2 separate regions of the Homo sapiens genome follow, and region 1 is linked to region 2. Evidence: chromatin loops called from intact Hi-C (ENCODE). Cell type or tissue: PC-9. All regions are shown on one strand. Links, peaks and the distances in the headings refer to the core of each region. The heading gives the core; the rest is flanking DNA.

Evidence for each region. A loop is a pair of places that touch in the nucleus more often than their neighbours do. Peaks named below come from ENCODE experiments on the same cell type or tissue, not always from the same donor. Only the 100,000 strongest peaks of a DNase experiment are listed, where the experiment ranks them.
Region 1: it touches region 2 in a loop (3-fold over the local background); 1 of 110 quality-filtered maps calls a loop at or near these places.

Annotation. Positions count from the first base shown.
Region 1 is chr7:118,186,441-118,202,754 of GRCh38, forward strand. It overlaps LSM8 (LSM8 homolog, U6 small nuclear RNA associated), which reads left to right. Exons shown (of 4, transcript NM_016200.5): 3 at 1,838-1,965; 4 at 5,472-16,314. The coding sequence ends at 5,562. Among named protein-coding and RNA genes, the nearest start is that of LSM8, 10 kb to the left of the region's middle. RefSeq lists a silencer at 4,418-4,633 and an enhancer at 9,588-9,647. In PC-9, for the core only: CTCF peaks have their summits at 9,632 (motif pointing left) and 9,839; a DNase peak (open chromatin) is centred at 9,661.
Region 2 is chr7:117,708,551-117,724,864 of GRCh38, forward strand. It overlaps CTTNBP2 (cortactin binding protein 2), which reads right to left. Exons shown (of 23, transcript NM_033427.3): 19 at 15,997-16,182; 20 at 12,517-12,580; 21 at 10,954-11,086; 22 at 9,468-9,569; 23 at 2,101-3,232. The coding sequence ends at 2,987. LOC105375469 (a long non-coding RNA gene) reads left to right here and starts at 7,333. Exons shown (of 3, transcript XR_927902.3): 1 at 7,333-7,421. RefSeq lists a silencer at 5,132-5,657. In PC-9, for the core only: a CTCF peak has its summit at 7,461 (motif pointing left); a DNase peak (open chromatin) is centred at 7,401.

The DNA of each region.
Region 1 (16,314 bases), core at 5,095-13,094, 480 kb after region 2:
TCCATTCTTCAGTTTTGCTTTTGTTCATTTTCTTTTTAAGCCTTGTGATTTTTTTTCACTGGGTCCTTAGTGACTATTATTAGTCAAAGTTCTAGCTTTGTCCTTTACTAAATTTATATCATGTGCCAGGTGCATATATGTTACATTATTTAATGTACAGTAAAAACTTATGAAGAATAAGTACCCCTGTATTCTAGATTAGGAAACAAGTTCAGAGAAGGTGACTCACTTTCTCAGAGTCACAAGGGTAGCAAGTGACAGAACCAAACTGGGATTTAAATTTGGTTTGACATCAAAGCCAAGGCCAGTTGCCTGGCTTCTTTCTTAAGGAAGCAATGATGTTTGCTTAGGCACCTCACATTGTATTTTTTCAAATATGGACAGTTTGACATATTTTAATTTCAACACTTCAGGAAGCCTATTGCTGTTAATAGATATTTGCATTTTTTTTTAATTTGGTGAAAACCTTAAGTTTAAATTTTCTTATTTTTGTTGACAGGGTAGATAATAAACTGAGAAATTATTTTTAATTTTAAAGAAGAATGAAAGTGATATAAAAAGCATCTTAAGTTCTAAAGTTCAGTAGTTCTGTATTTCTTTGACACATAATTTATTTGATGGGATAATGTGTAAAATGAAGTCAAGAAGTTATGAATGGATGTTTATGATAACAACCATTTGCTAACTAGTTCAATAAATACTCCATATTTTGTTTCTCTTCCAAGTTACAGATTTCATTCTCATTTTATTTCATTCTCTTTTTTATTTCATTCTCATTTTATATATTTTGACTTTCAGAAGATAAAACAGTTTAAGAACTTGAGAGGTTTAACCATCAAAACCAATGTTAGTTGATATTTCTTCAGAAACTTGAATACCATGTGAGTTACTCTGTTATGCTAGACCCATGTCTTCTTTTATTCAATACTAAGCTTTCATAAAACTCTCCCTGATTATTTCCTTCAAGTTCTGGTTTTAATTAGTATAGTCACATTTGTATCTACCTTACTGGGAGAATTAAACAATAAATCCATATGATACACATTAAACAATACATGTGAGACACACAGAACACTGGTAACTAGTATGTACTCATTAGGTGTTACATGTAACTACTAGTTAAATTTTTAGTATATTTATGGGACTGATTTGAATCTGAAAAATGGCAAATTATATTTACTTGTGTATAATAGTATAGAATGTTATGGTTTAGTGGTCTGGCTCAGGAGCTAGCCTTTTGTGGTTCATCTCCTGGCTCTGCCACTTACTACCCATGTGATCATAAGACACACCATTCTGTGCCTCAGTTTCTTCTTTGAAATGGGGCTAATTATAGTACTAAATCAAAGGGTAGAGATGAGTTGAGAAAATGTGTACAGTGTGTTTAGCACACTGCCTAGTGCTGGCATATAGCATATAGTGATACTATTACATTGCTGTAGTTGGTATGTATGGTTCTTCCTTATTTATGTATATTTGGCTATCATTTTCCCTTAAATATCCTTTGTCTTAGTTTATACCTTTAGCTGCTGGTCTACATAAGCTTTTATGCTACTTACTTGGAGATAGTCACATTAGTACATAGGTGTCCTTTGCAACTGCTGTCAACTCTACATATGAGTGAGATGTGTGGTGCAGGTCCCCCCACCCCAGCCAAATAACCAAGAGGTAAATTGTGTACCCTCGAATACTGTTGGTTATAAAAAAGGCATTTTATTTGCCGTCGTATAGGTACTTGTATTGGAATACCTGGCAACTAAAATGACTGTGAGGTTAAATTTACACTTTCAGGTAAACCAGAATATTTCTCTTTTTCTCCTGAATATTTTCTTTACAGGGAACACTGAAAGGTTTTGACCAGACCATTAATTTGATTTTGGATGAAAGCCATGAACGAGTATTCAGCTCTTCACAGGGGGTAGAACAAGTGGTACTAGGATTATACATTGTAAGAGGTGACAACGTGTAAGTAAAATATATCTGTTAAAATTATAAATGATACTGCCTTACTTTATGGAGAAGAGGCTTTCCCCAAAATACCCTACTGTATTGTCCATACATAGTTAATAGAATCTTGCATTCATTTCTTTCGTAAATATACCTTTTCTTATGTTTGTGTAAAATAAGGCATATGTATACATTTTATGTCAGCACTTCTTTAGGTTTCAACCAAAGCTGTCTCTCTACAAATTAAACTTTTACCTGAGATTTGCCCATTTTTCTACTAGTTAAGTAGCCTGGGTAGAGTCCAGAAAGGGCTCTGCCTTATATTAAATACTTCATTAGAGAGACTTCTTAAAACGTTCTTTCAAATACCCAGAATTTTAGAGGAACATATTTCTAGAGTCCAAGGCCAAAGTTTGAAAAATGTTTTGAAATCTCTGATTTGAACAATATTAATTCATGCTCAATAACATAGGTGTATTTATAAATAAGTACTTACTCGTTATTCATTTTCTTTTAATTTTTTAGTATCATTGACACACTTAAGATGTCCCTGTGGCCTCAGTTTACTTGGGACAGACAGATATAAAAGTTCAAGAGTAATTGGCCAGGCATGGTGCCTGTAATCCCAGCACTTTGGGAGTCTGAGGCAAGTGGATCAGGTCAGGAGTTCAAGACCGGCCTCGCCAACATGGCAAAACACTGTCTCTACTAAAAATACAAAAATTAGCCAGGCTTGGTGGCGTGCGCCTGTAGTTCCAGCTACTTGGGAGGCTGAGGTGGGAGAATCACTTGAACCCAGGAGGTAGAGGTTGCAGTGAGCCGAGATCACCCTACTGCACTCCAGCCTGGGTGACAGATTGAGACACCAATTCAAAAAAAAAAAGGCCGGGCACAGTGGTTCAAGCATGTAATCCCAGCACTTTGGGAGGTGGAGGCGGGTGGATCACTTGAGGTCAGGAGTTCGAGACCAACTTGGCCAATGTGGTGAAACCGCGTCTTTACTAAAAATATAAAAATTAGCCAGGCGTGGTGGCGCAAGCCTGTAATCCCAGCTACTCGGGAGGCTGAGTCAGGAGAATTCGCCTGGGAGGTGGAAGTTGCAGTGAGCCGAGATCGCAGCACTGCATTCCAGCCTGGGCAACAAGAGCAAAACTCCGTGTCAAAAAATAAAAAAGAAAAGTGGCTAATGTGGTTCACGTGCCGTGGCTCATGCCTATAATCTCAGCACTTTGAGAGGCCAAGGTGGGTGGATCACCTGAGCCCAGGAGTTCAAGACCAGCCTGGCCAGCATAGTGAAACCCCGTCTCTCCTTAAAATAGAAAAATTAGCCTGGTGTGGTGGTGCATGCCTGTAATCCCAGCTACTTGGGAGGCTGAGGCAGAAGAATTTCTTGAACCTGGTAGATGGAGGTTGCAGTGAGCCAAGGTTGCGCCTTTGCACTCCAGCCTGGGCAAAAAGAGTGAAACTCCATCTTGAAAAAAAAAAGAAAAGTGGCTGATGTGACAGAGGAACTGAATTTTAAATTTTATTTAATTGTAATTAATTTTAATAGTTACATGTGGCCAGTATTAGTATAGTTATAGAGGCTAGAAGAATGCCAAATCAGTTTTCTAGTGAGTACTACACTGAATCAAAATATAGTTGGAAAGAAGCAAAAGATACATTAGCAATTTTAAGCTAGAACATTTAACAAATTCTAGGGGACTAACTGTCCCCTGGAATAACTTAAAAAGTGCAGGAATAATTTACTCATTTAAGTTGTTTATGTTAGCATCACCTTTAGATGAATAAATAATTTGATCTGTAATCAAAAATCAAGAGTTTATAAAATATTTTAGAGATGACTTTTAGGTGGAGTTACAAGGTGAGCTGTAAGTAATGAGAGAGAGACAGAGCAGATAGGGCCCAGGTCTCTGGATCAGAACAACACTGTTTATATTGGAGCTGTGCATAGTAATTGATTTTAAGGTTTCTCCTACTTAAAACAATTTTTTTTTCTTGAACTTCAGTGAAAAAAGTCTTGTGCTAGAGCCAGCTTCTACTGGCCCATGAAAGCATATTGTTATATTTTAAGGAATTTTACAAGCTGGTTAATTGATGTCTTGTTAGTAGCTTGAAATTGGCCGTGGTGGGAGTGTTTGCACAATGGATATTAGTAAATGCAGCAAATCAGTCTCCCGCTTTTTTTCCAGAGAGCTGGTTTTTAAAAATGTATCAGCATTTCCCTGCTTACCATAGGGATTTTAAATGATACTGAATATTATCATTTAAAATTTAAGAATATTTAAGAGTGGAATTGAGGCCTTTAGTTTGAGAAAACTTAATTCATTCTGCCAGAGTTTCATATTTTTCATTTATTAGATGATTTAAGACTTTATATACTTTAAAGCAAAATTTGGCAAATCCCTTATTACTAGTATTCGTCTTTAGAATTTGGCCGGGCACAGTGGCTCACACCTGTAGTCCCAGCACTTTGGGAGGCTGAGGCTGGCGAATTACCAGAGGTCAGAGGTTCGAGACCTGCCTAGCCAACGTGGTGAAACCCTGTCTCTACTAAAAATACAAAAATTAGCCGGGTGTGGTGGCATGCGCCTGTAATCCCAGCTACTCGGGAGGCTGAAGCATGAGAATCGCTTGAACCTGGTAAGTAGAGGTTGGAGTGAGTCAAGATCGTGCCACTGCACTCCAGCCTGTGCAACAAGAGCGAAACTCTATCTCAAAAAAAAAAAAAAAGAATTTACTCTCATTAAAACCAAACAAATGTAAACCCAACCAATACTTTTTAAAAATAATATTTCATAGACATCTTGTGGTCTGAGTGATAACATTGAATATTTCCAGTTAGAGGGCTATGGGTTGGTTATCTAGCGTGGTATTAATGAATTTAAAGTTATAGATACTATGTTAGTGTTGAACAAGAAAAAATTTTCTAGCTTTTAACCTGAGCCAATCACGTCAAAAATGATTTGTTAGATACCAAAGTACTTGTTCCTACTATTATTTTTGTATATGAAGAACTGGCTTTGGATTTAACTGAAAACTTAGGAAAACAATCTAATCGCTGTTGTCTATATCATTGATTTAATTCATCAAAGTTACTCAAATGATTGATATTTTTACTTGCTAATTATTTTAGGAGTGATTTTGTGAAATTTATTTTTAATACAGTCCTAGAATTGAATTGAAATATGGTTTGGAAGTTTGAGGGTTTTTTACTGTGTCTATCCTTGTGTGTCTGTTTCCTTTAAAGATTCATGATACAATCACTGTGTACAATGTGTCCTTTAATATTGGTTCCTGTAATAATGTGCCTTCAAATTATTTCTTGAGTTTTGTGACTTAAATATGCAGTTCACTGACTCACGCCAATGTTGTTTGCTTTTTACCTTAATTCTTTTTACTGTGCTCTCTCAGTTTTATTTTTTGGAAGAATGGTACTCAGTGCTTTGATTTGATTAGTAAGATTTTTGAAACACATGTAATTTATTTCAGAAATGTGATTGTTTTAACTCTGACTTTTTTAGTGCAGTCATTGGAGAAATCGATGAAGAAACAGATTCTGCGCTTGATTTGGGGAATATTCGAGCAGAACCTTTAAATTCTGTAGCACACTGAGGAAAAACTACATACTTGGACATCTGTAAATCTTTGTACAGAAACTGATTATTCTGAGGATGATATATGGAGTTTTTATGAGTGTGTCACTGGATTTTGACTCCTTATTGATTCATTGTAATATGTAAATTAAAATATTTCTACATTTTATTGAAAAAAAAACCTTTTTTTTTGCCTAAATATAAGTTTGGTAGCTTGGTTTCTTTTTTTTATTAAATAGTGTGAAAATATAATGGGCATTTTGAAAACTTTTAGAAAAAAGTAGTACTTTTTGATACTTTAGTATTTATGGAAACTAGTGGAAAAGAGAAATTAGTGTGCTATATAAATCAGGCATTCAAGTAACAGTAATACAGGATATATGTGTTTTCTTTCCCTGATGTTTAGGAAAATCACAGGAGGGTAAATCTTTGCTGGAGTTATCTGAATCATTGGCATTTATCCGATTCCACTGGTGGTAGTTTGCTAGTGCTTCTAAAAGTTGCTCCCTAGCACTGAGAGGTGTGGGTAGGTAAAAATGTGTTTGCTTGAGAAAAGCAAAAATGCTAACAAGGTTTTGATAGATTGGCCCAAAATTCTAACTTGAATATTAAGAATGACTAGGAATGGTAGAATTGACAGAGATGATTAGTAAAGTCTCTTGATGCCCAATTGGTTAGGTATGAAAGTAATATGAACACATTAATGTTGAATTTTACAGACAGTATATTTGAAAAAAATTGATTCCATGTAGTCTTCAATTTTTAATTTTTAAGAATTGGAGAATTTCTAATGTTAAAGTTAGTTTATAAATGTGAGTAAATAAACTCTAAGTTTGTATTGAAGTAGTGCTAGCTATTATTGTCAGCAATTTTCCATGATTCATTATCCATAAACCTGATTTCAGAAGACGTCAACTCAGTTTTTTAAATAATTGAAAGAAACAATGTAAGTAGTGTTTAGATATTCAGGCTAGTCCATAAAATTTCTGATCAACTCATGTATAGGCCCAAGTGTGTGTCTTTGTGATGAGAAGAACATAGAAAAATATTTACATCCTTGTAATTGAAACAAATTTAAATAGTTTATTTGTTTTGTTTTTATGAAAGTGCTTAAAAATAGTAGTTGGCAAGCTTTTTCTATGAAGATCCAGATAGTCTTTTAGGCTTTGAAGGCCATGTGGTCTGTCACAGCTACTCACCTCTGCTATTGTGGCCTACAAATAACCATAGATAATACATAAATGAATAGTGGCTGTCTTCCAGTAAAACTTCATTTATAAAAATGGAGGTGGGGGTTGGATTGGGCTTGAAGGCATAGTTGCTGACCCTTGGCTTAATACAAGTTCAATAAGAAAAAATGAACAATTTGTATAAATTCTGGAATAGATCCTTATAGAGAGTTTAGAGGTGGGTTTCATTCATATTTTAAAATATTTTAAACTTCATACTTATTAAACATAATAGCTTTTTGGGGGAGGAAAATATCTTCACTCAAATCAGCCTTATAAGGGGAGAAGCACTATTCTCTAGAATTATTTGGTTGATGTTAAGGGCTGTCTCTGGGAGAATTAGAGAAGTTAGCTAGTATTGGCTATTCATAAGTACTTGACTTGTAGTATAATGTTTTATAATCAATTTATTAATAAAATGATGGAAAGTGGGTAAGGCAAACAGGCAAATTTAGGGACTGTGAATGAAATATTGTAGTATATGGCATTTTGAATTGGTAAAGTAATTCCAAAAATTAAATAAGAATACACATTGTTCAGTTGCTAAGAAAAATGCATTCTAACAGTACAAATGAAGTCCAGAGTCAGATCTTTTCTCAAAATACTTGGCATATCAACACATTACACATAAACAAATAAAAACCAGTCCTGTCCCTCATGATAATGGGTTTCTAATGTGATGTATTCTTGCAATCTGAAACACCTTATAAAGCTGTATTTTCCTGATTGATGTTGGAAAAAGCATTCCCAAAATGTGAATTATTGTTTTTATGAATAGTTACAGAGGATGTGATGACAATATGCCAGATAATCTATGTAATTCTTTATTCCTGGATACAAGCACATGGTGGACTGTTTTCTCACAACCGATTAAAATTGGATTTATTTTTGCATGAGAATTGTAAGGGAGCCACAACCATGAGTAGTAACATAATTAATATACAGTGTCAATATTTTATATTTAATGAGACATTTATTCTATAATCAGTTCTTATTTATAAAGAGGCGCAAATCAATTTCAACCTGTAATTACCTCTGTGCTTTGTGACTCAGGCACAATCTAAACCCAGCTTAATGAATCAAAGAGATGTTTCTTGGCAAGATATTTTCATTAAAGTTATTTGGAAAGGGCAATTAACTGCAAAAGGGACTTTTTTTTTTTTAACTGACAAGATACTATCTAAACTAATAGTTTAAAATAACATTGCTTTTATGTCAAAGCACTTTGGTAACTTGGCCTCACATGCTGACAGTTTTGGCTAAATATTACAAATCTTGATCCCAGAAGAGCAAGAGAGAAAGTTTTACTAATATTTGCTTAAACATCCTGTTTAACAACTTTATAACATCCTTCGGAATTTTTAAGGTAATAATGTGAGATATAAGTATGATAAAAACAACTTTTAAATGGTATTTAATGCAAATACAGAATAACGATGTCAACATTTTCCTCAGCCGTGTAACCTGAGATTCATCATGGGAATGAGAAAGTAAAGGCCCTTTGTAATGGCATGTGAACCAGACAATTTAGTAGCCAGGGTTGTAAGGCAACTCTTAACTGACAATATAGTTAGTATATTCTGGGCCTTCATCTTCAAAATTAGTAGGTAGTATTTATTGAGTGCATATCATGTGCCAGGCCTGGTGCTGAGTGCTTACAATGATCATTTTATATATGGGAAAATTGAGGCTCAGCAGGGTCAAGTGACTTGTAAGAGGTAGCACTAGTAAGTAACAGTGCTCAAATTCAACTAGGTCTTTCAGCTTTTTATACAATACTGCCTGTTATCAGAAAGTATAGTCTTAAAATCTGCTATCAAGCATCTATCAGAAGCCTGATGAGAAATATTCAGATGATCTAACGCAGTTCCCAAACCTGCATTGTGGGCCGTTTTCATTACAATTACCTAAGGTGCTTTAAAAATTTTCTTGGGCCCTACTCGTTGTGGTTCAGCAGCTGTGTAATGGAGCAAAAAGGAATAGTCACTAAACAGCGAAGGAAAGTGGTGGAATTATTAAAAGACCTAGCACTTACCTGCTGGGATGAGTCTCTAACCCCACAGAATTGATTTCAAACACAGGATCTTATTCAAGATAAGGATAATAACAGCTATCTTCTTGGGTTGTAAAAAGTAGCATTAGACTGCATTTTAAACATTTGGTATGATTTTGAGGACATAACCGTAAACAGCTATTTAATACTATTCCAGGTAGTCAAAGGCCAATGTATAAAAGTTAAAAATATAGGTCTTGTCAGCTTTTTAAGCGTCTGTCCCACTGACTACCATATCTCTACAAGAGAATAGATGAGGAATTGAGGTTATGTGGGAAGTACGTGTAAGTTTACAGTATTAAGAAATGTACAATAAAATTTGTTTCTATGTCAGCGAATATTCTTGACTCAAGGAGTTTGAAAGTGTAAACTCAAAGGTCTTTCACATGTAAAGAGGAACCTCTCCATTCTGTACTTGTATAGTCATTACCTCATATAGATTTAATTTTATTAAATTAAATTTTACTTATTTTGGGTTTAAAAAAACTTGGGCTGTGAATCTCAGTTTTAAGTCATGGGCAAATTTGATAAAAATTCCTTTCTGTCTACATGTAATACTGAAAAAAATGTTGATAAGGTAAAGCTATCTCCATTTAGATTGATACCCATTAAATAGCATAGTGCTCCCATTAAACTAGCGACAAATTCATTTAATTGTGAGATATCTAGTACTTATGCTCCATCCTGTTTATAGGGATTATTGATGTGAGATTTGGTCAGATGCTTTGATGTGATCTTCATTCCTCTGTATAGTGGGAAACCATGAGACGTGCTTAGTCTTCATAAATCGATGCTGCCTCCTAGTGGCCATTGCTTTCTTTTCTACCTGTCCACAAACTTCAAAAAAATAGATTTTGGAATTTTGTCAGGGACACTTATCAAGCCATTAATACATGCCAGGCAGTATGCTCAAAGCTGTGGATAGGCCAGGGAACAGTATTCTTGTGCTTGTGAAGCTTCTATCTGTCTGTATCTACCTCAACCAAATCATCTTGACTCAGATTTACTGTCGAAGGTCGTGTTATTTCATCAGATTCTTTCAGTATTCTGGGATATAATTTATGGGTTCTGGATTCATTCAAAACAACTAGAAACAGTCTTTTTAAAATAAATATAATTCAAGTCAATTATTTTCCCCATCTATTTTTTTTCTTTTAAGATTGCTAAGTCTGTAGGTTGCATAATTCTAAGGATAAAGGCGAAATAGGACTTCACCAGGAGAATTTCTTTCATTAGTTAACAGTATGCCATCTCCTACTTACTGGCATCATCTGGGGAATGAAGGAGCTGAGAATTGTTCTTCCAGATACCTTTCCGACCTCTTCTTGGTTTTGGCATTAAGTTTTTTTTTAACTCAATTTTTGTGTTAGTTTTTTGTTATGCCTTTTCATTTCCTTCTTTTTTTAATGTTTCTTTTTTTTTAAGTCCTTTAATTTTTATTTATTTATTTATTTATTTATTTATTTATTTATTTATTTATTTTTGAGACACTTCTTGCTCTTTCGCCAGGCTGGAGTGCAGTGGTGCAATCTTGGCTCACTACAACCTCCGCATCCTGGGTTCAAGCGATTCCCCTGCCTTAGCCTCCCGAGTAGCTGGGACTACAGGCACGCGCCACCACACCTGGCTAATTTTTTTGTTTTAGTAGAGACGGGGTTTCACCATGTTGGCCAGGATGGTCTTGATCTCCTGACCTCGTGATCTGCCCACTTCGGCGTCCCAAAGTGCTGGAATTACAGGCATGAACCACCACGCCCAGCCTAAGTCCTTTTATTTTACAGAGTATTACTTGTTAGAAATGGCACAGATCAAGCATTGCTACAACTGGTATCAAATTCCCATCAATGTCCCTACAAGGATATGATACGCTTTCTCTCTTCTCTTTAGGGTAATGTTCAATTACACTGCATATATTTTGCTATTATGTAGGTTTTTTTTTTTTTTCCACATATACTGGCTTTACAAATGCCATATAATTAGTATGGTACCAAATTGTTATTACATTTGAAATACGTTAAAAAGAATCCAGGAGTCAGGGTGGGTGGGGAGACAACTCCAGGGACACAATACATTGTGTCTTGTATTAAAAACTAGTGTGTGTTGGGGTGGGGAACAGGCAGGAAACTAATATGTTTCTGTTTGATATATGAAAATATGCACAAGCTATCATGTTTCATCTCATATCAACAAAATGATTATAATAAATCATACTCTAGAAAACTCATTAACTGATACAAGTTGCCAGAAAATGCTGCACTATGGCTTATTTCACATTTTAAAATAAATGCCCTGAAAGTGATCACAATGATAGTTAAAAGTTAAATTTTTTATTTTAAAATTTAAATTTTTATTTTAAAAAATAGCTCTCTGAATCTGACTTGGATAAGCTTTATTTTAATTGTGATTCTGCTAATTACAGAGACACTTCAATTCACACTCATAGGAGGTATGATTTTTAAAAGGAAATTGTTGATTAGGGTCTTGGGCTAGTCCAGTGTAGCATGGCAGTGAAAGGCACAGACTCTGGAGTCATACTTAGTTTGCAGAGCTTAGCATATTAATCTTACCATGTCTTAGTTGCTATGAAAATGAGTACCTGCTTCCTTGTACTGTCAAGATTAAGATAAGCAGTTAGCACTCCCTAGAACATACTAATTTGTCAATATTAATGATAGCTAACAATTATCCTGATATTGAATGATGGACTCCAAATTATTTATTGTGGCCTAGGAAAAGTACTAAGAAGTAATTGATAGCATTCCCTGATAATTTTGGTGAAAAGAAAAACTATGAAAATTCTGGACAGGACTGGAAATTTATTGTAAATGAAAGTATGCTTCCCTGGTGCAAAGGTAATGTGATGTTTTTAATCACATATTTTAAAATTAAAAATTTGATCAAATTTTTAAAAGTAACACGAGGCAGAGAAAGTACAGAAAGGAGCAACCAGAGTCAAAGTGATTAAGTTATAAAAAGGTTAGATTTCTTTGGTGTGAAAAGATAAATGAGAAATGAGAATATGCCAGAGATCTGAAATGAAGAATGGATAAGAGCTTGCATATTTAATTTTGTATATTAAAACCAAATATTCTATGAAGATTGGAAGGATAATTTTAGGTCAAATGAAATTCTACATTAAAGAAAGAAGAATAAACCTTAACAACTCATTAGTAATCCTTCATTTCCTGAGTATTTACTGCATGACAGTAACAGAGATGACATGCCCGGTAAACTGGTGTTTGAAGGCAATATATAAAAGCTTCCCATGCATGGCAAAGATGCATTTTCCTCTATGCATAGCAATATGGGAGAGATTGGAGGAGAATCTTCATGGAAATGGATGACTTGTGCTTGACCCTAAGGATAGTAAGGATTTCCATAGATGGTTAGGAAAACTTCAAATTGGCAGACAGGAAGGCAAGAAGGAGTAAGATGTGGTTGAGTAATAAGGAGTAGACTGACCTCTCTGTACAGTAAAGGCTCAAATCCTTTTTATTGCAAAGAAAGGACCTGTCCTTCACCAGTTCCTGGAAGAAAATCTCTTGAGTCCTTGGGATGTCTTACCTGTTAAGAGTGCTTTTGTATGCCTGAGACCATAGGCCTTGCTGTTACAGTTTAAGCTCTGGGAAACGAGATTCAGGAGCTAAGGTCAGTTATGAGGGAACTGAATATTTATGTGACTGAACCCTCATAAAAACCCTGAACACCAAGGCTCAAGAGAGCTTATTAGCAATACTTTGCATGTGTTGGTAAACACCGTTGCTGAACTAGGTGCTGTCTGTGCAGCTCCACTGGGAGAGGACATCTTGAAGTTTGTGCCTGGTTTCTCCTGATTTTCACCCTGCACACCTTTTCCATTTACTGATTTTAATCTATATCCTCTCACTATAATCTGCAACTGGGAGCATAGCAGCTTTTCTGAGTCCTATGATTCCAAGTGTATCAATGAACCTCAGTATGATCTTGGGGACCCCCAACTCACTATCTAAATAAAATTTTCATTGAAAATTAGTGAGAAGGGAAGAGATGGCCTTCAATACTAGTGCAAAGTTAATACTTTATTCTTAGAGCAGCAAGTTGATTTTAGGGGATTAAAAATCTAAGACGTTTAAGGGAACATGAATTTGGATGCATTGAACAGAATTGGTAACCTGAAGGAGAAACTGGAGGCAAATTGTTTCAAGTTAGGAAGCTATTGCAGTAATTAAACTGAGCTGACACATTTTCATGTCAGATTTTCAGATATGATAAAGGCTGGAAGTACAGAGTTTCAAAAGATGTACATAAATTTATGGAAAGGAAATTTTGGAATGGTGATTCTAACCTTTAAGGTTGGTGCCATGGAAGGAAAACAAGTAACTTTGCAACAATCTGTTCAACAATGAGAGTTACCAAATGCCAGACACTGCTAAGTGCTGGGAACTTAGATGTAACCAAAGACTTAAAAGATACTAGTCTTTAAGACAGGCTTTGAGAAATTCAAGTGTAGGGTAAGGCCACCTCCCCAGCAAGTAAATACTGACATGGTGAAGATATGTATTGGGTGATATGAGAGCCCATAGGAGAGACATCTAAAGTTTAATAGCAACACTAGGCTGGACTGAGTGGTGAATACGTTGATATAGCAATTTAATAAATGTGTTATTGTCAATGTAGGCATTTTGCTCATAGCTTAGGGCAAGTGATAAAAAACAGAGCTTAACAAAGGACTGGATGTTTTAGTTTGACAGCAGTGTCTAAATTACAGATTAGAGAACTAATGACTAGCCATACCGAAGACATTTATCTGGAAATGCCTTCCCTAAGTGCCAACAGAGAATGAAAATATAGTCAATAGCTTTAAGTGACCCCATGCATCTTAATGCCTTTCAAGCAACATGTTTTTCTGACTTCCAAATATAAACAACCTAAGCATTGTGCAGTAGCCATGAGGGACTAGGTATCCAAGTGCACATTATATTGGCTTTGTAGAGCCATTGGAGGGAGTAATAGTTTCAGAGTCATGAAACAAATCATAAGTAGCTGCTCTGGTGCTCTCTAGAGGCAGAACTTGCTGAATTTGAAGACTATTAATGATGCAGCTCTCACTGGTACAAGTGAAAAACCTCTCAGCCCTACACAGCATCTTTAAGAAAGCTTTAATTTTGGTTTTTCAGAGCAATATTCACATGACATCTTTCGGATCTGGAATCTTAATTACCATTAGGTTGGAACTCTACCTGAACTAAAAATAAGTGGTCTCTATCACGTTGAAATTACTTTAATATTTTCATTTATGTTTATACTATTTATTTAAATGCGGAGAACATGGCTAACCATTCAGGACCATTTAATTATCAAATTATTAATGATTCTTCCATAATAAACAAGCAAACTGTCATACTTGTTGACTTATATTTCATTCCATGGAATTCAAATTTAATTAATTGATAAATCACATTGTACTTTATAAGAGTTTATTCCTTAAGTGTTTGAATTTACACTTTTTTCTCCTGTGACAGCATCTATTCCCAAGGCAATCAACATTTTAATGGAACGAACTGAGGTTTGCAATTGCTAATGTTATTCTCCCATCCCAGTTTCTACTTGTTTCTTGTAAAAAAGGAGGTTTCTAAATCTTGACTGTTGATTGACAATTAATGGGCTAAATTTCCCATTAGCAAACACTTTTCACATATACACTAATATTAGTATCTAAATTATATTAAAATCTAATTTGGTAGCAATTGACTTGAAATTTGTGATACTTCAACTTGTGCTAGGTTGTAGTTTTGCTTGTATCACTCATAGTTACTAAAAATGCAAAAGGCAAATTTGAAATAACTATAAAAATAAACCTTTAATGAACTTTTTAATATGCAATACTCAATTGTAAATAACCATTATCTTTACTGAATCAGATGTTTCATTAACTGTTAGCAGTTATTTCGAGTTATTTATATATCACAGAATTTTGAACTAAAGATCATCTAGCTGAATTTCCTTTATATTAAAGAAGAGGAGAAAATCTTAATACTAAGTATGTGTGAGCCTGGAGCTGCCATGGAGCATGTAGAGAGAGTCTCCTAGTTGATACCAACTCAGGAAAGCAGAATCAAGCAATAAAGAGACATTTTGGGCCTGATGACATCATTTCAGCACCTGGATCCAGCGATGCCTAAAGATGTGACTCCTAGACTTTTCACTTACATGAGCCAAAACGGTTCCTTTGCATCAATAAATCGCTCTGTGATGCATTTTATAATGTACAACCAAGAATCTCAATATTTATTATTTTGCATTAAATATCAGTAAGTTTGATATAAAAAGCTCAGTAAAATTCATTAATTTGAGAATGTGTCTATATCATAGTAAAGTTTTAAACCTACATAATTTTCAATATTTATACCTTTTACTGCAAAAATAAAAATGAGTTTATCCTTGCCCTAAAGCTGTAAAATTAAACTCTGTACAATTCTAGTTATTTGAAATATAAAATAAAATTATTGGTCATTTCATGTATACATTTGTGGTAACACTTTAACTTTTTCCCTGTAAGGCCATCTTTTGTATGTTTCTGTTTCCATCAAGCAGGCTTTTAATGCAACTTTATCTTCTGGGTTTCCCTAGTCATAATTAAGGGTTTGGCCCTAGTTCACAAGTAATCTTCCAGCACAAATTTTATAAACAAATGCCCTGTGAATCTGCATGGCATAAATCAAGTCTCTAGATCCTGATCACTTCTATGTGAATTTGTAATATTCTGCTTTTGGACTTGTAAGACCAAGAGCAGACTCCCTAAACACAGAGGAGGCAGTAATTTAGGACAGCTTAAACATTCTGGCTGACTGCCTCATCAATGCTATTTAATAACAGAATTCTGGGGATGTCTTGAAATAGATACATTGGCAGTTTTTTTGTTTTTGTTTTTGCTTGTGTCACACATAATGCTGATGAAGAAACCATGAAGTGTCATATGAAAGGAAGTTACGATTATTATTGGTGAGTACATCAGTTAGAATGGTATTTGGCTATAAGCACTGGAAACTCTGACTGCCAGTGGCTTTAACAGGCAGGAGGAGTTCATTTATCTCGAGAGAAAAGAACAGAAAAGTGAAAAGCAAGGCAGTTCAGACTGGGGCACCTACTCAAAGAAGTGACCCAGTACCCAGGCCACTATTTTCTCTTTGCCATCCTTTTGTTCTAATAATTTGCCTGTCATCTCGTGACTCATATTTTCCATCTAATTAGAATAAAGAAAGATGAAATAGGAAAGTGAGATTATCATATGGGAAAAATAAATGCTTTCCCAACTATAACCAGCAGACTATACTGGCAAAATATACTGCTTGAATGCCATTGGCCAGATCTTTGTCATATGGTTACCCTAACTACAAGGGAGGCTAGGAAGGTGAGGGATTTTTTTCCTTTTATAGTGACATTTTGCCACTCCAAATAAAAAAAGGGTTGCTGTTAGGAAAAAGAGAAGAATGGGGATGGGGTGAACAAC
Region 2 (16,314 bases), core at 4,286-12,285:
CTTTTCTAATGTCTTGAGGTATGACATTTAGGTTATTTTGGATCTTTGTCCTTTTTTAATGTATATTACTATAAACTTCCCTCATAAAACTGGTTTGCCGCACCCCGTAAGGTTTGGTATGGTGTTTCCATTTTTGTCTCAAGACATTTTAAATTTGCCTTTTAATTTATTCATTGATCCATTGGTAGTTAAGCATGTTAATTTTCATATATTATTGAATTTTCTGAAATTTCTTATTGATTTCTAATTTCATACCATAGGTCAGAAAAGATATTTGATATGATTTCAATCTTCTTAAAGCTAAGTCTTGTTTTGTGGCTTAATAATGACCTATCCTGGAGAATGTTCTGTGTGTGCTTGAGAAGAATATATTCTGCTGTTGGAAGAAATGTTCTGTATATACCTATGTCCATTTGGTCTAAAGTGTAGTTTAAGTTCAATATTTCCATATCGATTGGATGATCTGTCCATTGTTGAAAGCGGGATATTGAAGTCTCCTACTGTTATTGTATTGCTCCAACTTCTGATCCTTAAAATTTGCTTCATATAGAATACCATAAAAAGTTCTGAGATATTGATTACTTATTTTATGAATGTGTGAGGCAACTAGGAAGGCTTTACTGCGTTATCTAACACTCATGGACAACCTGTAGGTTTTTTTAACTACAGAGAAAACGTAATAGAAAAGATGTGCCAGGCACAGTGGCTCATGCTTGTAATTAATCCCAGCACTTTGGGAGGCCGAAGCAGGTGGATCACTTGAGGTCAGGAGTCCAAGACCAGCCTGGCCAACATGGTGAAACCCCGTCTCTACTAAAAATAAAAAATTAGCTGAGCGTGGTGGTGCATGCCTGCAATCTCAGCTACTTGGAGGTTGAGGCTGGAGAATCGCTTGAATCTGGGAGGTGGAGGTTGCAGTGAGCTGATATTGCACCACTGCACTCCAGCTGGGTGACAGAGACTCCATCTTAAAAAAAAAAAAAAAAAAAAAAAAAAGATTAACTTGTCTCATGCCACACAGCTAATAAATGGCAGTGCTTAATTCATCCCCAAGGCTGTTTACCACCAAAGACTATATGACCCCTCAATGCAGCCTCCACTTAAGTAATGCAGTTAAGAACTGCCAACACTAGGTGCCATGATAGGGTATTGACTCTCAAAGATATTTGACCATGACCCAGTTATATTTTGTGTCACATATACATACATTCCTACATCCACGATAGAAACAAAAGTCTCACCAACAGTTCTTGTATTGACTGTGAGACAATAAAAGATGACTCTGACATTTTCTAATTTTTAATGCTAGTTGTAACTCACTAAATTGCTATAATGACCCACTGGTATTATACCTGTATTTGAAAGCCGTGTTCTAAATGTCCTTTTTAGACATCTTGCAGTCTGCCCTCAATTACAAAAAGTGCATTTGTTGAATGTTACTGACAGTCACATGGATCAATTACTACAAGTCATCTTAATAATGTATTCCAAAAATGGTTTTGTTTTCTCACCTCTAGTCCTTGAGTACACTAATGGGATCTTTATCTTCAGAAAAGCTGCTAATATAAAACACAATGCCTTATCACTAACAAATCAAATTAGATATAATCTAAGCAGGTGTATGTGAGCAGGAAAAAAACCACATTAGAGCCACCTGAATCTAGATATGATCTATGATTTTGACAGCATTCAGTTTTGTTCTCAAGATCAGTGACATAATCTTTACTACATATTGTTATTTTTAAGGTATGTGCAGTTTTGTAACAGCAATACAATGCAGGTATGTACACTTCATTGTAAATAACCATTCTGGCGAAAAAAAGGCTTTCAATGACTTTGGACAAGTAAATGATTCTTGGTACAAAATCATACTTCTTTGGTATTTATGAAAAAAAAGGAAGGTGTTTTAACTCTGAGCACCCAATTCCTGGTGCTCCATTTAAGTATTTAAGATGTTTCTAATTAGGGTTGAGTCTTGTTGTGAACAGCTAGTGAAATACTAACATGGGAGGGCAAGTTTTATGAGCATTGATAAATTGAACACAAATTATCTGTTACAGAGACTACAAAGAGCTATAGATAAAAAGTACAGCAAAATGATTTCATGAAATCAATATTTTATTCAGTGTCAAAGCATCTTAACTGAATTGTGTAAGTAATTTTGTCTGTAATTTTAGAAGTAACATTTGTAGAAAATATCAATATTATCAGTTGTGCTACTAGAAATATTGAAGGAGTTAATTCTGAATTTATTCATTTATGCAGTTATCTATATCCACTTAGGTACAAAACTTTTGTAAGAAAGATAACACTTTTATTGCATTATAATTTCATATTTTACAGGAGTCATAATGCAAACTTATAAGCATAAATATATACATGATGCTACCAAATGGCAATGTAACCACTAAGAGATTTAAAACATAAAACTAGAATTTAACAAGCAAAATACTTAATATGGCTTTTAATGGAAAATAACTGTTTAGAAATGATTTGTTATTGCCCCATTCTAGTCATTCCCCATCAAGTGAACATAAAATTATGATCTCCATTTAAAACGGTACAAGTTATCTAAGCCAACTTTGTACTTTTTTGCTACTTTTTTGTAGCATGTATGCAGTATGATTTCTGGACTTCCTTAAATATACATACATATATACATATATACAGATATACAGTACACAGTTCTGTTTTAATACCCCTGAACATCTTGATTAAAACTATTACAATTTTTCTATTATAAAACTACTTGAAAAGTTGGCATAACTTCCTGGTATTGAAGTTCAATCCTACAGAATTAAAAAAAAAAGCAACAAAATGTTGGTTATAAATACATTCTTTACAAAAAAAAATTGAATAGTGGTCCCGCACTCATAATTTATATTACAGTGAAAACATTTTATCAATTTAAAGGTATTTGTATCTTGTTGTCCTTGGTTTCTGTGTGAAATAGAGGAAGTTAATAATGAGAATATTGTAGGCAGGCCTATTTGTTAGGTTTTTCTAGGTGTTCATTTTTGTGTAAGTTCCAATTCACTTCTTTTGAGTTGTTGTTGATTTCTATTTGCCTTGTATTACTGCTGCTGCTGCTTCTTTTGGTGTTCTGGGAACACTGGGTGACTTTACTTCTAGGAACAGGAAGAAAAGATTTAACTCTTGAAACACCCAACTCAGTCTTTGATTTACTGTTGCTGCATTCAGTAGTTTGATGGCTGCTGAGAGGACTGACCTCCTGTAAGAGACAAGAAACCACACAAGTTTATCACAAACTTCTCCTGTTATGAGCCCTACCCCTGCCTCCTCTTTGAGCAAATGTACAGGAGTTTCTCTCTAAAACTATAGGTTCTCGTGAAAAATCAAAAGAAAATGGAGAGGAGAAGCTGAGTAATTAATTTCCTATAGACTTACTGCATGATTTTCATTAATCCATCTGCTGTTACAAAATTCCTAAATACAGGAGTCAGTGAATCAAGTGCTAAGGCGTCGATCTCCTTACCAACAGAAACTTCACAAAATTACAGGCATGAGGAAATCACCAAATTGGAGTAGTCCCATTTGTAGGTAGCTCTACAAACTATGTCACCTTGGGTAAATCACCTAACTTTTCTGCTTTCTACTTTCAAGTCTTAAAAGTGAACTATTACTCAATAATCAAATAATCTGGGGGCATATAGGAGAAAACATAAGAGAAACATTCCTTCCCTAGCAGAACCTACATTCATCTATGGTTAGGCCACTCAAGATCTTCCATACTTGGAAGCTGCATGTTCTCATTTCTCTAATGTTTCAGAAATCCTGTGATTACCTGGTCAATGTCTCTCATTTTGCCCATGAAGAATCTGAGAGCTGGATAGGTAAGATGATTTGCCCACAGTGAACGGAGTGGTGAAGCTGGGACAAGACCTCAGGTCTCCCAACTTTCACTCAAGGTATTTTCCCTATATTGCATTAAATTCTGCAAACTAACAAACATGACATGACTCCTACTAAGTGACCTACTCTGAATGCCTCTGAAGGAGTTGACCTTGATAACTTCTCCTCTTCAAAAGTAATAATGCACCCAACAGCAATATAACCATTACAAGAATTTAAAACAAAACTAAAATTTAACAGGAAAAATCTGGCTTCATCTGGCAGTTGCGGCAGTTGCATTCTCCTGGGTATCGTCTTATATGACATTGGAATCACCTGGGGGAGCTTTAATAGTCATTGGCTGGGCCCTATTACCAGAGATTCATATTTAATAGTTCTGGGGTGTGGCATGGACATACGATTTTAAAAAATCTTGCGGCCAAAGAACGCCTAGCTTAACTCCTCACTATCCTTTTTCTCCATTGAGCAATTAAATCAAGGGTCCCCAAGCCACAGGCTGTGGACCAGTCCATGGCCTATTAATAACTGGGCAGCACAGCAGGACGTGAGCGGGGGCGAGCCAGTATTACCACCTGAGCTCCGCCTCCTGTCAGATCAGCAGCATTAGATTCTCATAGTAGTACAAACCCTCTTGTGAATTGTGCAAGTGAGGGGTCTAGGTTGCCCAGTCCTTGCGAGAATCTAATGCCTAAAGATCTGAGATGGAACAGTTTCATCCGGAAACTACCCAGGTCCGTGGAAAAATTGTCTTCCACGAAACCAGTCTCCAGTGCCAAAATGGCTGGGGACTGCTGTCCTAAATGGTAGCATTTTTCTTAGCCCTCTATAAGTCACACATTGATAATCTTTCCCTTCAGAGTATTTCAAGCTCTAAGTATTTCCCAAAGTTCTTTCTTTAGCCCTCATTTATCTCCTGCATTTCCACCCCACTAATTCACCTATATGTCTAGCCACACTTCAAATTCTTTCTAAAACTGTATTTATTGCATTTCTTCAATACTAATTTCTAAAGCCTTTCCGCTTGGCTCATTACTGGCTAATGCTGCTCTCCCAGTGAATTTAGCAGGAAATCCTCAGTTATCTTTAGCAGCTGCCTTTCTCTCTCTCCTCACCAACCTAATCCAATGTTACCCACAAAATGGGCAGAGAATTATGGCTGTGTTTGTGTGAATAGGAAGGTAAAGGATAAGTCCTCACTAACTGGCATGTCACTAAAGTTCTTTTAAAGTTTGGCTCCAATCCCCTTTAAATCCTATTTTTCCTTTACTTCCCTGTTAAAGTCCTAATTCTTTAAAGCCCAACACAACATGTTCATTAAACTACCCCTAAATCACCAAAGTGAAATCTCTTGGGGTCAGATTTTCAGACTCAGCTAATCTTAAGTGGAACAGCAATGTAACTCTAATATATACTTGGCTAGTGGTTTGGGAAAATATAAAAACACTGAAACAACAAATATGTAATGGAGAATAAAGAGGGGACAAATCTGGGGTCCAGGCCACCTGCATTTACAGGGAAAGGAAAGAGAAGTCTAGACTGCAAGAAGCTAGCTTAGAAAGGCAAGAGCTTCCTGATAAAACAAAAAACAGATGGGCTCGGTTTTAACTACGTCCGAGGAAGCCTGGAAAAAGGCTGAGCTACATCTGGTGAGGGAACACATCCTAGTCCATCCTCGTCACCTCCATGTGTACTTGATGGTATGTTAAGGGCGAATCTGCTTAGTATGTTCTGCTTTTGTTTTGTAAAGATGCTTATGCTGTCAAGTTACCAGAAAGAAAATGAGAAGTTACATTGCTTGTCATGAGTTGGATGGTGATAGTCACAACTGTAAAAACAGTGCAGGTACCAGGATCCAATCTCATTTTTCCTAACAAGAAATTACTGTTAAGTCCGCAAAATGGGACTTGGTCATGGGCCTACTAAGGCCAATTAGAACTTGTAATTTGGTTTAAAACACCAGCAAATGCAACACATACGTAGTATTCAGAAAACATGAAATATGGCATTATAATAAGGATAACAGTTAGTTGCTATACAGAATCTGGTGGTGAGGGGAGTTGTTTAATTTTGCCATTATTGTCAAATCTACAGAGTTAATTAATGCCATGGCCCAGAGGAAGGAAAGGAGACATACACTGTTCTAGTCTGTTTCTGTACCTGCAACATGATGGTGAGGGGAGTGTACCTTCATGGTCTGAGGCAGGAAATATCCACATGAAATAAAGTACTGAGAAGTACCCAGAACAACTAAAAACATGTAGTTTGGTCAGTCCCTGGAAGTGTGAGGCTAGAATGGAAGGAGTTAGGATGAGAACATGGAGAATCACTTGGGCTTAGCGTGAGCCACAGCAATTCAAGGCCAGGAGTGCAAGAATAGAGCAGGTGACCAATGCACAGCATCCTGCCTGAAAAGTGCTCCTGACACCCTGGAAGTCAAGCCTAGGGGGCAGCGGAGTTTAGGAGCAGGAGAGTTACAGGTGTTTAATGCTTCCTGGGCTAAAACCCCCGAATTATCTGTATTAAATGTATAACGTTTACTATCCATATTGCTGTGCATGTTAAACTCAAAAACTAATTTGTGTAGAAAGGCACTGACCTAAAGTAAGTTTTATTTAGCCTTAAAGAATTGGTAAATCAGAGCAATTCATTCAATACACAGCATCTACTAGAAGCTAAGAAGATATTGTAATTCCTCTAGATGGGAAAGTTAGGGGCAGGAGGAAAAGAACAACATGTAGGGAAGGTGGCATTGGGGGTGAGTCTTTAAAGAGGCACAGGACTGTGACGAGAGAAGGTTCTATGGGGAGGAGTACAGAGGGAAGTAGTAAATTACATGTAAAAAAGGAACATGTGAAAAGCTACATGAAGGCATCTCAATCCCTCTAAAGATATATTTGGAAAGAAAGAAATGGGTGGAAAATGAAGATGACAGATCAGGGCTATGTTTTAGAACAGTGGGTCTCAACCCTGGATGCATGTAAGAATCACCAGGGACCTTTAAAAAACCCATTGTCCAGGCTTCCCCTCAGACTAGAGTCCAGGCCCTGAAGTTAAAAAAAAAAAAAAAAAAGAAGCCTCAAGTGGATTTCATCATGCAACCAAAGATGTGAACTTGTCCTTTCAGAGGATTAGTTTGGATTTACATAAAAGGAAAACATTTATTAACATTTGTTCTTCCTGTTGATTTAAATATGTATATTTGTTTTTAATTCAGAAGGCCTGCTAAATGCCACTTGATTAGTAAACCCAATTACTCTCCCTTACTGTTAGAGCAGTGAGGAGTTATATTGTTGCAAATAATAAAGATAACTTACTCATTTTTGTTTTCCAACAGATAATGATGGTTGCAGGGCCCCTCTTCAATGGAGGCATTGCCAGCCTTCTGGCCATGAAGGAGAAAGTGATTTCAACTAACCCAGGAAACTCTTACCTCTAAATGGAGATACTTCCTGATAACAGAAGAAACTGGGCATCTAACCCAGAAATACCAGCTGAGTAGGAGAAGAGAAAAGGCATCAGCCAGTCAAGGTTTCAGAAGGCTGCCAACAGTAAGTACCACTTTGCCCTCTGCTGGCACTTTCTGAGAAAAACATCATCTAGCTCTTGGGGAAGAGTCCCTCCAAATAAGTGTCTTCAGTGGGCAAAGGGAGAGAAGACTAGGAGGCAGCGGTCCTAATTCCCACATCAAATTGCACATTTAAACAATAACATAGTTTTTTTTTCTTTGTATAAGAGCCCAGATAGTATAAAAGGACTCGCTTTAAAAAATATCTTAAACAAAGCTGCCCAGAACTTTGACTTTCAGTACTACTTTTTTTTTGTGGACAGTACCTTATTGTAGCAACTCAATATGGTCATGTGACAGAGAAATAGGGGTATGACAATGTTTGTTTCTTTATTAGACATTTAAGCAGCAGCCATTCTCTATTTTTACACAAGAAAGTGATTTGGGCTTATGGGGAAGGTGGTTCACTGTTCCTCTTGCTAAGATCCTCCTGGCCCCTTCCACTGACGATGTTCCACAAGGAATCCTAAATTCTTGGGTCCTAGAGACTGGCGTCCAGTCAAGCACAGCTCAGAGCAAGCCAATAAATACAGGGGGAGTGAGTTGAGGCTTTAAAGATAGCAAAGGGATGGGCCCTAGACTGTTTTCCAACCAGAAGGCTCAGTGCTGACTCCAGGTCACCTTCTTAGGTCATCCTCCAAATTTTGCTGGGCTTCTAAATTGTTCCCAGTTGAACAAAAAAAGGCAGACATTATGATAGAGTGAGCTTGAAAGCCATGCTTTTCTTCACAGGACATCATGTTAAATATTTTGTATTAGAGCCCCCAGCCGTGTAAATTCCCACTCCCATACCTGCTCTCCCAATGCATGCAGCTCACATAGTTCCACATGTAATAGCCAGGATCAAAACTTAATGAAGCAGTGAGGGAGCGGGGCTGTGGGGCCCAGTGCCGCTAGGTGATCAGATAAAGCTTAATAACTTAATAGTCTCACCATGCTTACTTTATAATCCTGCTCTCTGCGCCCCACCTTCCCACCCACACACAGGTCTTTGCCGTTCTCATCTACTCCCAAGGTGGCTTACAATCAATCAACATGGTTTGGTGAACAAACCATATATTACAAAGTGCTTCTGTGAAGTCTGCATCCTCACAACTAATGAGTGAGACATTTCTCATTGTTTCTGCTCACCCAGGAATACCATGCTGTGCCAGCTCTTGCCATTTATTAACCAACTGATAATGGTGCAGTGCTGTAGTCATGGAAGCTATTTCAAAAGGTTAAGGAAGTCTACTGGAATCCTGGTTCTTCTAGTTGCCATTCAGACTTATTTTTAAAGTCTCATTGAAATGTAATGCATGTTATGGAAAGTCAGGATGAAATAAAATTGAGATTTTTTTTTTTTGCAATGTATAAGACCTTTATGTTATCACTCAGTGCTTTGTTTTGTTATAATTAACTCTAATTTTCTAAAATGCAGGAAACCTTAGGAACAACCAAGATGACAGTTTTGTTACCTTAGTACCCCCGCATCCACAATTTTGTTTTCTGTGATCTGGAAATACACAATTCATAAATTTGCAGGCCATTCTAAGTAGCATGATGAAATCTTGCACCATCCTACTCTGTTCTGCCCTGGATGTGAATCAACTTATTCATTCTGTCTACATTACCCACACACTGACCACTTAGTAGCCCTCTAGGTTATCGGATTGAAGGAATATAGTGTATATAAACTTTGGTACTATCTTAGATTTCAGGCATCACCTGAGGATAAGGCAGAACTACAATATTTCTAGTTTTGTCATATAAAATGAAAAAAAAAAAAACATGGAGATCTCAACAGACACCCAAAATTTTGGAATCAAATTGAAGGGAAAAAAGTAATGCTTTCCTATGTCATTTTTTTCCAAAATATTCTATAAGTACTCTTTCTAAAACCTAATGAACACTTTTACCTTTATCCTATTTCTCAGTTCTTAGCTTTGGTTTAAAAAAATAACTCTGTGATTCACACTGAAAGATGATTTGTGAAGTCAATTCCACAGCAATCATCCTTTGTTCACTTTGGGGAGAAAGGGACACTTACCTTTTGTGACACTGGCATTCTCAGATTATTAATAGTTGCTGAAAGTACAGGGTTGTTTCCAGAACTATCAAACATCCTTAAATCATCCCTGGAATCAGCAATCTAGAAAATACAGAATTTGCCCGGTCATGTCTCCACAGTCACACTGTGCATACTCAAGGCACAGCTAAATGGTGGAGAAATCACAGCAGAAGTGTTACTCTTATCCTCTTCCCTGCCCCTCAAGTCCTGAACTGTTCACATGAAAGAAAGACTTCAAGTCTTAATGTAAAACTGACAGCAAATGCATGAGAAACATCCTCTAAGGAAAAAGAATCCACTTAAAACGTCAAAAGAAGACCAGAAGAACTCTCTAGGGAAAAAAAAGGCACTTTGCAAGTAAAGAAAGGATATAAAATTTGCAAGATTTTAATCATTACCTTACTTTTCCAGTGGATATATACTTTGTTTCCAACAAAGTTAAATAAGAGTGAATTCTACTTTGTCGTAGATATTATGACGATTCAAATAATACAGTTGAGTGTCTCAGGGGAAGCTGAACGTTACAGCCACTCATAAGGCATCTATCAAGGCAGCTCGGTGAAACCTGCTGCAGATACTAGAGTGCCAAAACAGGTTGAACTTGATGCTGTCCATGTTTTCTGTGAGATTTCAGGTCACTGTTTTCCATATTTGGTCTCAAATTTCACAGCTTAGAGATTATGATGATATGCATTATACAAGCTAATTCTTTTTCTCATTTGCAAAGAAAGTTGTTGCTTGGTCTATAACATAAGTCTGCTGTGATGCTTGTTATAATTTTCTTACTGATAGATGACTGATATGCCAAAGTTAGGAATGTGGAAAGGAAAAATATCTGAGGAAACTCAAATTTAGGCTTATATAAAAAGCTGCCCAGGCTGGGTACAGTGGCTCACGCTTGTAATCCCAGCATTTTGGGAGGCTGAGGCGGGCAGGTCACCTGAGGTCAGGAGTTCAAGACCAGCCTGACCAACATGGCGAAACCCTGTCTCTACTAAAAAGTCCAAAAATTAGCCAGGCGTTGTGGGGGACACACCTGTAATCCCAGCTACTTGGGAGGCTGAGGCAGGGAGAACTGCTTGAACCCGGGAGGCGGAGCTTGCAGTGAGCCAAGATCCCGCCACTGCACTCCAGTCTGGGCGACAAGAGCGAAACTCCATCTCCAAAAATAAAAAAGAAAAGCTGCCCAAATGAATTGATGTGACTTGTACTAATGCAATTAACATACAATTTTAACTTCAGGTCTTGGAGGAGTTTGGAAAAGCAGGCTTCACAAAGTAGAGCTCCTTTATTGTATAAATGATATTTAGGAAGAAACGGCCTTTCTAAGCAAGGTGAGGGATGGTTTGATTTGGATCATTAACCATACTATCAATAAGGAATTTCTTTTAGGGAATTGTGGTCCCCCAAAAGTCTCCCAGCTGTTGAGTAGAGCCATTCAATGCCCCCCATTTGTACTGCTCACCTTGCTGATATCAGACTCAGACTTGCTGGAGCACATGCTCTGAAGTTCCTTGACAAGATCTGCTTCGTCATCTGAACCCAGAGAGAGTCTCTGATCCAAATTCAACGTCAGTGATAGATCATTCTCTAAAGACCTAACACAAAGTTCAGAAAAACGTTTTTCAAAGTGAGAACAATTCCCAATTTGGAAATCTAGACACTGTACCTTTTTTGGGATTTGGTGTGGGGTAGGGAAAATGTTTTTAATAGCCTTTAAAGTATTTCATAAATGTCATTTAATGCAAGAAATTTCCACAGGATTTTGGTAACTCCTACTCAAAATTCTTGAGAGGATAAAATTTTGTTTCACAAAGAACTTCACTTTGATGTACAATATTCCAAGCTCCTTATTCTTGCCGTTTCTTGTCTCCCAGGCCAGATAGGATGCTAAACACTGTGGCATAGGGGACAATGTGATAAAATGGGACAAACACGGATTTCAAACTTGGCTCTATTGCTAGCTAGCAATATGACCATGCACCAGGTTTTCTTAACACCTCAGTTCCTGGGTTCCCTTTTCTGTAAATAACCCTTATGTGTACATCCTAGGGTTGCTGGAAAAATGATACAGGCTGTTGCAGGTCATGGATCTAGCTGCGGTCCTGGCAGAAAATAGCGTGCCATGCAGTTTCCTTCATCTCCCTTCTCTCTCTTTACCCTCCCCTCTTCTGTAATGCTGCAAACCAGCGGACATGATCCTAAATGTTACATGCCAAGTGACAGGGCACACAATTTATTGGGCTATCATGGGGACCTATTTACAAACTGCCTAAACATTTCTATAATTGTCCAAATCATCCTTTATACCTTGATATTTGTAAGCTGAAATAGTCTATTTCTTAGGAACAATATAATAAATTATCACTGTAAATTTATAGCACTTAAAAATCACGCCTGTAATCCCAGCACTTTGGGAGGCCTAGGCAGATGGATCACAAGGTCAGGAGTTCGAAACCAGCCAGGCCAACATGGTGAAACGCCGTCTCTACTAAAAATACAAAAATTAGCCAGGCACGGTGGCAGGCACCTGTAATCCCAGCCACACAAGAGGCTGAGGCAGGAGAATTGCTTGAACCTGGAGGTGGAGGTTGCAGTGAACCGAGATCATGCCACTGCACTCCAGCCTGGGCAAGAGAGCAAGACTCTGTCTCCAAAAAAAAGAAAAAAGTCATACTGTTTCTGTAAATCTGTGGAAAAGTCATCTAATGACTATCTAAAAGTTCACAAATGCATAAACAAAATTTGATCAAATGAAACCTATAATATTTCTAACCTTATTCAACAAATTACAAGCAAAATAGTCTTCATATTGCATTATATTAATCTTAACGAACAATTTAGACGTTATCCAAAGACACCATTAGATTTCAGTTTAATATCAGCATTTGAATGACATATATAACTTTTTTAAAACCATATTAACATAATAGTCATTCAAATGAGAACATGGAACATTTAAAATAGTAATTGAAGTTACTTGATTTATCTTTGTTTGCTGTGAGTTAAATTTGAAAGGGGAACTTACTTTTGTTTTGACAGAGAAGCATTCCTGTTACAATTCAGCTGTGATATAGTCTTATTTTTCATACCTGTTAAAAAAGAGAACCATTTTCAATAGATCATTATCCCTGTGCCTCTTGAATTCTGTATTTAAAAGAAACAGACTGTGGACTTTGCAGTACTTTCATACTGTTCTTGGATTAGTATCCAGGATTTGAGGAGATTTTCCCCAGGACAGAGGCTCTGGGCATAGCCTCCTGCAGAGGCACTGTGGGAAAGTCAAGGAATAGCCAACTCCCTCGAGTACATTTTGATGGAACTCGGTACAACTAACACTACCTGAAGCTCAAGTCAAGAATCCTGAATTTCACTTTTATGGATGGCCGTTCTTCTCTTTAGTCAAGTCCCTAGTTCCTTAGGCCCTTGTTCTCAAAGGACCAAAAGAAGATTTTAATACCTGCCTTTTGATGATGGTAATCACCCTTTCTCTACCTTTGTGTGCATTCTAACACTACTATGTAATCAAGTATAGTTTTTGATATGTGGCATTAGCCATGTACTTGTAGAAATTTAACTTTTAACAGCTTTTGCATTATACAGAAGAGAAAATATGAACAGGGTACAAAAAGTCATAGAATTTAAATGCTGAAAATCATATGTTTTTTAAACTGCAGATTATGACACAGTTAAAAAAAGAGAAAATAGCCTGTATTTCTTGCTGGAGGTATACTGATGCATATCAGTTATATATACACACAAATGCAGAGGCTTGTGTGTACAGATCATGGTGTAAAATGTATTTCTCACAATGGGTTATGGTTGAAGTTTGAGAAACACTCTTATAAACCATTTTAGACTCAATGTTATGAATGCATTAAAACAGTTGCTTTTGAGTGAATTCTAAAAATATTAATGTTGTCAACACAAATTTTCTCTAAAGAATGTTTTGGAAAAGTAAATATATCCTCATTAAAAGCAGATCAAAGAAAATCACTGTCGAGTTTCTTTAGTCATACTTCTGTCATTATTGTCCAAAGCACTGACTAGTGGCTTCTACTAATTACTACATAGCGCACAGCCTTGGGCTCTGCCCTAAAAGCCTGGGATCTGACATCATTGGCCTTTCTGTTTTAGGTCAGGAAAGAAATGGGCTGTCTCTTTATCAAATTTGATAAGCTTCCATAGTGATCTGCATGCAAAAGGATTCCTGTGTTGGTTTTTTTTTTTTTTTTAACCAAAGTCACCCCAACCATTGTAATAATCATATATACAGTGTAATTATTGGAAAAATTTACCATTATAAAAATAACGAGAGGCATGTCAGTCATGGTTTCTAACCCAACTACTGACTCATGAATTATATACTTTGTAAAGTTAACTTTTAGAAATTTCCTTGAAGTCAGTGTAAACTCTTGTAGTTTTATTCTGTCAAAGAAGTTCATGCTTCAAAGAATATAACATTTGATATCAAATAGTTCTAAAACTAAAATTATTAAAAATACAAATAATTTCAAGTCTATTCATCTTTTTTTACATTTAAGCGTAATATAGTTTTCTGATCCAGACTCTTCCATGATACTGCTTTAAATTCATATTCATTTTGTTGATTCTGTTTGTCTACTCTAAAGCATATACCAACAATTAAGTTAGCTCAAAAAGTTGGTCTTAAACTTTATAGAGATTCTAATAAACTTAGAAATGACACAGTGAAGAGCCTCAATGGGTGTCCAGTTATCTGAGTACCCATAGATCACTGCACGTCTAATAAGATCAGGGTGTTGTGGACTACAGAAAATAGCACTGGGCTTGCAAGAAACAATTACAGAACCGCATATTTCCAGGAGAGGTGATTTGGAGCAGGTGCCCAAGGGTTTCTGAACCTCAGTTTTATTCTCTGTAAATGGAGATCATTATCATTGTCTTGGAGCTTTCTTGCATACTGAAAGGACTAAGAGCAAATGAAAGGTATAATCCTTGCTACAGAAAGTCATCTGGGGGTCTATACTAAATTGGTGGGCTGGAGTCTAGTGATTCTTACTCCCTAAATCAAACACTCTGACAACTCTGGGAAGTAATAACAAGCTCTTAAGATCAAAACAGTATCTTATTATCAATATAAAATACTGATCTTTTTAAAAGTATAAGAAAATTCATTTTATTCAGTAAATTTTCATTCAGTCACTTAAAAAGGGGTCACAATTTGCTATCATGCACTTAGGGTAATTGGGGAACCCTAGCATATATTGATAGGATTAAAAAAACATTAAATTTTTATTAAAATTAACAAAATACAAGCTTAAAAATGAAAATATACTCATAACTAAAAGCAACTTTATGTTTTTTAAATATAAGATTTTAAGCACCTCATTTAGAAACCCCACTGCTATAAAGTTGGCATAAAATTTCACAAAACAAATACTTTGAGAGAGGAGGAAAATGAATGACATAATCTGAAGTCCACAGTGCACATGAGGTGGAAATTTCTTTTCATTTTTATTCCAATTTGGATTTGTTTTGGGAAAGACATTTATAATTTATATAATAGCTGATTATCTTATTATCAATGCCAAAAGGAATAGGCCTAACACCAGAAGATACAGACGTGTTACATCTTCTTTGTTAGAATGAAAGCTTACATATTTTTCACTTGATGTCCCATCATATGAAATCTGTCCAATTTATTAGAATATAAACTCGATGACGGCAGGATCTTTTTTTTTTTTTTTTTTGAGACACAGTCTTGCTCTGTCACTCAGCCTGGAGTGCAGTGGTGTGATCTCGGCTCACTGCAACCTCTGTGTCGCAGGTTCAAGCAATTCTCATGCCTCAGGCTCCTGAGTAGCTGGGATTACAAGCATGCGCCACCATGCCCAGCTAATTTTTGTATTTTTAGTAGATACAGGGTTTCGCCTTCCTGACCTCAAGCTATCCACTCGTCTTGGTCTCTCTCAGTTCTGGGATTACAGGTATGAGCCACCATGCCTGGCCGGAATATATATATTTTTTACCACTCTATTTCCAGTGCCTAGACTAAAACCCAGCACATGGTACACGTCATACATAAGAAAGAAATGTGTACACCTGATTCACCTGGAAAGGCCTTAAATGGGTATCAAATATGTCTCTACACATATTTTTTTAATGTAAGATTAACTTAGGAGTGACATAATGGAGAAATATGCCAATGATTTTATTATGTAATAATGCAATGATTATACAAATTGTGAACACCAAGAGAAACAAAATAATAAATAAATGACCATTAACAAGTTAAAGATTAATTTTGGAATTCTGGTTTGAAAGCGGTATTTTTCAGGTAGAGATCTCCTGTATATTTTTGGAAATGTACCTACTATATAGTTTATTCCATGAAAATGTGCATTAAAATACTTAAACTTTGTTTTACCAAATGCATCGTGATAAAAATGAAAGCATATTTGCTTTCAGACACTGGATCACGTATGTCCACCTCCTGGTAGGCAACATGCCTACCCCCGCCCTTTACCTTCAGTGCTTAGGTCTGGCTTATTCCAGGTGGGTAAAGAGAAGCGGCCAGACTTCCTGCGAGGACTGGTGTTCACCTTTCTCCAGGCACCACTCTCTCCTTTCTTCTTGTTACAAGTGTTATAACTGGAAACTATGGATAAAGGGAAACTTCCTCCTTTGAAATCAGCTGTATGCTGGTCTAGCTCTGAAACAACACAAATCACAGCAGGGATAATGCAGTTTCACTGATTAAAGCAAAATACATTTCCGTTTCTCAAAGATACGGACTGTTCAAAATAATGCATTTATTTAGTATCCAAGCTGGGGTTTTGTGAAC